Linked DNA regions of Mus musculus: region 2 is linked to region 1. A link is a contact called in ENCODE Hi-C or POLR2A ChIA-PET data. All regions are on one chromosome and are shown on one strand. The core of a region is the stretch at or near the end of the contact, and the rest is flanking DNA. Distances in the headings are between cores, read along the strand shown. Region 1 holds the start of E2f6 (E2F transcription factor 6). Region 2 has its middle 20 kb from the start of Gm36495.

The links. A loop is a pair of places that touch in the nucleus more often than their neighbours do. ChIA-PET counts read pairs that join two places held with the same protein, here RNA polymerase II (POLR2A).
Region 2: a loop to region 1 is called in a map of v-Abl transformed pro-B cells, with 2.2 times the contacts of the local background. The contact joins the enhancer-like site here to the promoter of E2f6 in region 1. A Hi-C loop is called at or near these places in 1 of 37 maps with a recorded cell type or tissue (v-Abl transformed pro-B cells). POLR2A ChIA-PET finds 5 or more read pairs at or near these places in 2 of 5 experiments (Patski and embryonic stem cell).

What each region holds. Positions count from the first base shown.
Region 1 is chr12:16,809,408-16,812,586 of GRCm38, reverse strand. It overlaps E2f6 (E2F transcription factor 6), which reads right to left and starts at 1,622. Exons shown (of 7, transcript NM_033270.2): 1 at 1,272-1,622. The coding sequence starts at 1,379.
Region 2 is chr12:16,868,991-16,872,169 of GRCm38, reverse strand. No RefSeq gene overlaps it. Among named protein-coding and RNA genes, the nearest start is that of Gm36495, 20 kb to the right of the region's middle. Within about 2 kb of position 1,723, at least 2 of the 3 ENCODE cell types and tissues checked have a DNase peak (open chromatin) inside an H3K27ac peak, as active enhancers do.

The DNA of each region.
Region 1 (3,179 bases), core at 373-2,872:
GAAGACATTTTCTTTTTTAAGAAGGGACATCTAACAAACAGTTGGAGAGCTCCAGGAAAGATGTACAGGTTTGGGAGTTACCTCGAGGCAACTAAAAATACCAGACTGGATAAGAAATCTAAGACTTTAGAAGACGTTATCTTCTGATAACCAAAAGTTAAGCGGTTTTCATTTAGAGCGTCTATCAAATCCTTAAAAAAAAAAAAAAACCTACCATGATCACAGGCCACAAGTTAGCAGTAGTGAGCGGTCACCTACATGAACAAACTGTAGAGAATCCTGGATGACACCCACGTGTCTGAAAAGGAAGGCGAAGGGGACAAGGGGACCCACCATGGCTGTCAAAAACACAACAAAGAGTTCTCAGCCAAAAGTGAGTGGTTAGTTATGACACAAGATAGGGTGTGAAACGAATACTGTAATTGACAAAACCATCAGTGACCTACGGATCTTATTTACAACAATCTTACCAAGTGCTTAGGACTAGAGTCCCCAGCACAGTGCTGGGTGGTAATGCAAGATCAGGTGGAAACTGAGCAGAAATTACTTAAAGAGAGAGAGAGAGAGAGAGAGAGAGGGAGAGAGAGAGAGAAGTTTGGGAAAGGCTGTCACTTGCAGTCATTCTGAGGGTCTTCCCAGTTTCCTCATTACCTAGCCCCAAGGCCAGACATCTCTGTACACACATCTCTGGGTCAGTTCTGACAAACTCTAAAAATAACTATCTCAAGGTTGCTCCAAGGAGTCAGACAAGACAATGCTCATGGCACAGGACCCGCCAGAATGGCTTGGATACAGCTTGCCTTGCTGAGAAAACAGCGATCAGGAGAAACGGACAAAGGAAGAATCCAGCAGGGACCCTGAGAAAGGTGGGAAGCACGGAACGGAGGGAACTTTCTCACTCTTTCATTTCCCCTGTCAGACAGCAAAGATGGACAGGCAAGATCGCCCAGTTGGTTAAGGCACTTGCCACCGAGCTTTACAAACTCTACCAGAGTTCCATCCCGCGAACCACAAGGCTGGAAGCATGGAACAGACTGCCCCAAGTTGCCTTCTAAACTCTACACGTGCCCCGTGGAATCCACGCGCTCGCGGCCCCCACCCCAACACAAAGTAAGAAAAATCCAATAGAAACATTTAAAAAGCAAAGGGCGGTTCAAGAATTGGGAGTTGCAGGGAGAGCCCCGGGGCAGCAAGCGACACTGTGCAGAGGGCCCGATGCAAGGAGCGCGTCCCACAGCACTTGACCTCCCGTGGCCCGGGTCCCCGCTCACCAGTAGGTTTTCCACGTTGATGGGGTCTCGGCAACGCCGGCGCACCGTTTCCTGCGCCGGGTCCACCAGCAGGCTGGGCTGTCTCCGCGCCGTCCGCTGCTGACTCATGCTGTCCCGCGCCCCTCGCGCCCCACGCGCCCTCCCGCCTTCCCCGGAGGCTCGGCGCGCGCGTTCCCGGCCCCTTCAGCGCCGCCCGCTCCACCCACGGAGCACTGCGGCTCCACCCACGAAGCGCCGCGGTCCCACTCGCGCAGCGATGAGCCCAGGCGCAGAGGGGGTCAGGGTAGGCTCGGAGGGGACCAGGGTGACCGCGGAGGCGCTCAGGTTCCCTGGCCGGCCATCTTTCCGCATGCGCAGTGCACCCGCGTTTGCACATGCGCAGCGCCGTCCGTTAGATCTCCCGCGCACACCGGTCCTCGCCCGCTGCCGACGCCCGGGTGTTCCGGAGGATGGATCCTTGGAGAGGATGGCGGCGGCGGGGGGTGGGGGTGTGTGTGGTGGGATGGGTTGGGGGAAGAAAAGAGGTGGAGCAGGGATTCCGGGGGATCGGAGCAGGCGCTCTCTAGTCCCAACCAGCGGACTGCAGGTTCTGAGTGCCCCGGGGCGATGATGGTGGGGCTCCCATCAGTCATCTAAAGGTGCTTAGCACATGCTCATGAAACAAGCCATCTTGGAGGGACCAGAAGGTGCAAGCTTCAAAGCCAAGCTCCACAGAGGCCCAGGCAGGGAGATCACGTGTTTGAATTCGAAGTCAGCTAAAGTTCGTAGTGAGAGTAGAATTTGTCCCAAAACCACAAACTTTACCCTCTATATCAGTTTTATTTTATTTTATTTTTGGTTTGGTTTTCCGAGACAGGGTTTCTCTGTGTAGCCGAACTCAGAAATCCGCCTGCCTCTGCCTCCCAAGTGGGATTAAAGGCGTGTACCACCACTGCCCGGCTCTGTATCAGTTTTTGATTACTTATTATTATATCAGGTATTGGGCTGGCTCAAGAAGATACTGTTTTGAATATAATAGACTGGATATCAGAATCCAATGGAGGAGAAAGATAAAACAGTTTAACGGGCTGGGAGAGGAGCACTGGCTAAGTTTAGGAGAACTTCCAGAGGACCTGAGTTCAATTCCCATCACCCACAGGGTGGCTCACAACCATATGTTACCTCCAGGCCCAGGGGGATTTAATGCTCTTTTTCTGGTCTCCACAGGCACCAGGCACGGACATGTTAACATGTTAGACAGTCATACATGTAGGCAAAACTTCTATGCACAGAAACTAAATTAGAAAGAGAAAAGAAAAGAGAAGTAAGTGACCTGGAGCCATAGGTATCTTTTCAAATTGTAAGGTCTTAAGCCAGTTTCTAAAAGTCGTTCTGTGCCTTAGTTTCTAAATTTGTAATGTGGAGAGTTCTTACTGATCGAAGTTACTAGCTTGTTCTCTCAAAAACCTGTCTCTGTAAAATTGCCCCAGTAAACTGCCACCTCCCTTTCTTAAGTAGCTTCTTTCCTGCCCTGTTCTCTTGTGAGTTGGGCATATCCTCTGACTCATTCTGTCAAATCTTTCTCTGATTCCTCACTTTGTCTGCCCTTAGTTAGATGCTACTTTTAAACATGTCTGCTTTCTTCTAAAAACCAACCTTACCTTCATTGCTAGGGATTAAAGGGTGTATGAAGGTGTCTGTATTCCAGCCAGAATGTACTATAATCCAGAGAGTGTCTGCATTTGGCCAGATCATGTAGACTTAGAGAGTCTTGGATGTGATCCCTTGTCAGAGTAGCCATGATGCTGGATTAAAATTCCTTTGCAGTGTGGTTTGATGTTTCGCCTGCCTGCATGTCTGTGTGTGGACACCATGTTCTCTGACACTAGAATTACAGACAGTTGTAAGCCACCAGGTGGTTGCTGGGTA
Region 2 (3,179 bases), core at 474-2,973, 59 kb before region 1:
ACAAGCTGGAGTCCCATTCTTGGACCTCCTGACAGTAAGCCCAAATTTCCCACCCTGTTTGTTGACAGGGAACAAAGAAGTTGCAAATGGGAGAGCTGTCTTCCACCTCAGCCTCATGTCCAAAGGACATCAGCTCCTACAAACCAACACAGAGATTAGGTGAAAAATGCAATTTACTGAGACTAAAGGAAAGGGCAGCCCATGTGTGTGTGTGTGTGTGTGTGTGTGTGTGTGTGTGTGTGTGTGTGTGTGTGTGTGCATGCATGAATGAGTGTTTACATCATTCCAACTGGGGAAAGCTTTCCCTGAGGAGATGCCCCATGGCTTTCTCAAGCCAAAAGAGGTCACAGAGAAATGCCCGTCAGGGGTTGAGTGTATTGTCCAGTGGCTTGATCCCAGCACCACAAAACATAAAACAAAGTTGTATGACGTTTCTGTTCTTATCTTATCTTATCTTATCTTATCTATCTATCTAAATGCACATGAAGTTTAGAGAACAACTTTCTGGAGTTGGTGTTCTCCTCCTACCATATGGGGCCCAGCGATTGAACTCAGGCTGTCAGGCTTGGTGGATGACACCTTTGCTCACTGAGCTATCTTGCTTACCTATGATTCCTTTGTATGCTTGTGTGTGTGTGTGTGTGTGTGTGTGTGTGTGTGTGTGTGTGTGTGTGTGTGTTTATATACACACATGTGGATTTATATACAGGTAGATGTGGAGGATAGCAGGCAATCTCTGTTGTCATTCCTCGGGACTGTCTACCTATCTTTTTTGAGGCAGAGTCTCTCTTTGGTCTAGAGCTCCCCAGTCAGGCTGACTCTCCATCTCCCCAGTGCTGGATTACAAGGATAAACCCCCAAGTGTGGCTTTTATTTTTAAATGTGGGTTCTGGGCCTCATGATTGTAAAGCAAGCACTTTACCAAGGAGCTATCACCCCAGGATGAATAGCATAGGCTCTGTGTGTGGCCAGTGATAGCTAACCCAGCCCTCCATTCAAGACCGGGAATGCTTCTGGAAGGAGAGGACTCAGATAGTTTACTTGGGGCTCTGGGTTCCACCTCCAGCTCCACCATTTGAAAACAAAAAGATGTCAGTTGGTCAGGAGGAACCCACTGCTTGCAGAGTGCTTTCTCTTTCCTTTTGTATCACTGTGCCCCCAGTGGACTCAACAGCTGCAGGCCCGAAGAAGGCGGATTTCCCCCACTAAGTAAACAAGCAGGACCTGGGTGGAGACTGTTTGAAAATGATTTGGTTTAAAGTTAATCCGGGCCACTTCCCCCAGGGATCTTTGACCAACACGACATCTTTGGAGTTCACTCAGATGCCATATTGTGGTAACATTCCACCAATTTGAACCAAAGGCGATGTGACGTAGTGGAAAACTGGCCTGGATGAGAAGCTAGCCCTACCCTGGCCCCAGGGGTTTCTCTGAAGGCAAGGCCAGGCCCTCCCCTCACCCTGGCAGCCACTGGCCCTGGGGCCTGGGCCCCTTCCTGCAGCTCCCTCTCTCTAAAGTGCTTCCTCTAGCAGGCTCACTGAGGGCTCTGTGGCATTTCTGGAATGTCCTTCCTCCCAGCTCTGCTCTGCTCCCCGCTTTAGCAGGAAGGCTGGGAAATAAAGAGGCCCATTTAAGCCTCCCAGGGCCAAGAGAGCACATCTCATAGCTGAGTATTTATGACTGTTACTGTTGCAGAGACGACCTGTGAATTGCCTGGCACCCCTCCATGGTGTGGAAGTGGAGTTGGCACCCTCTGCACTTGGCTGGAGGGTGCGTGGCTGTCCTGGGCAAGGCTATGCAGAGCTCGTATCTCTTCCTGCAACTACTGGGGCTCTGAGGGGTTTCCAGAAGTAACCAGCGCCCAAGATCCCAAGAGGAATCCAAGTGCTATGGACCAACAGCTAGTCTCTCTTAAAACAGAGGGGTAGGTGTTACCATGGGAACGATAAAGCATAGCAGCAACTCTGCTATGTGAAAGCAGACCTTTCTAGAGGAATGTGGATGTCTGTGCCCCGACTCCATTGCCTTCACGTTCCTGTGCATGCCATTTGTTCTCGGGTAGAGGCCAAGGGACACCCTCAGTTGTTTGTCAAGCACTGTCCACCTTGGTTTTTTGAGATAGACTCTCATTGGCCTGGAGCTTGCCAAGCAGGTTAGACTGACCAGGCAGCAGGCAGACTCCAGGAGTCTCTCTGTCTCTGCCTCTTCAGCACTGGGATTACAAGCATGAAATACCGTGCCTAGATTGTTAGTTTATTAATTGAACCCGGGTCTTCATGCTTTTATGGAAAGCACCTTACCAAGTGAGACATTTTCCCCAGCCCTTATTCCCTTAATTCAAAACCAGCCCCACCCACTCCCCCTCTCTCTCCCCTTTAGCAAACTGGACCAGAGATGGAGCCAAGCTCGCTAATCAGCCGCTTGTTATTGACTGTTGATTTGTGATTTGTTTCTTCACTTCTTCCAGGCCCTTGAGAGAGGAAGCTGGTCAAGCCAGGCATGGCCAGCTAAGCTGGCCAGATGTGAACACGCCTTGGGAGCCTGTCTGCAAGAGCTCACAGTGACCCCCAGACTCCAGAGAACTTCTGACAGTTTCCCTGTTTCTTGTTCCAGTCACTCTTGAGGCTCTTGGGTTCCTGATATGTACACTGCTATCTTTTTGAAACAGCATGTTCTCTTGGGGCTTAAATTTATGTAACATAATACCCTATTAGAATTCTAAGAAGGAAAAAAAATTTTAATGGGAATTTCTAGCAACAGCTATGTGGAGGGACAAAGAAAGGTCGCTGTGGGCCAGATCCTGAGTGGCCTTACTGTGACAGTGAACAAGCTTTGACTTGTACAGCCAGCCCCTCCCGGTGGTCTGCAGAGCTTGGGGAATACAGAATCCATTTGCAGGGTGGCTCAAAGATCTCCTAGAAGGAAGTCTTCCCTATTGCAGTGCCCCACCCCCAAATACTGAGAGACAGGAACAGCTATTGAGGCTCAGCTTGCCCAAACCAGGCAGGACACTCGCATTCCAAAGAGAGACAGTGGACTGACTACTGGTGATGCTTTGTCTGAGCCTCGAGGGGTTCGCCACACTCCACACTCCAGGCGTGACATATCCAGGCGAGGCAGTGAGGTTGCACTTGCTCATTCTTCCCAGCCTCGCCTGCCCTCACCTGCCCACCACAGCT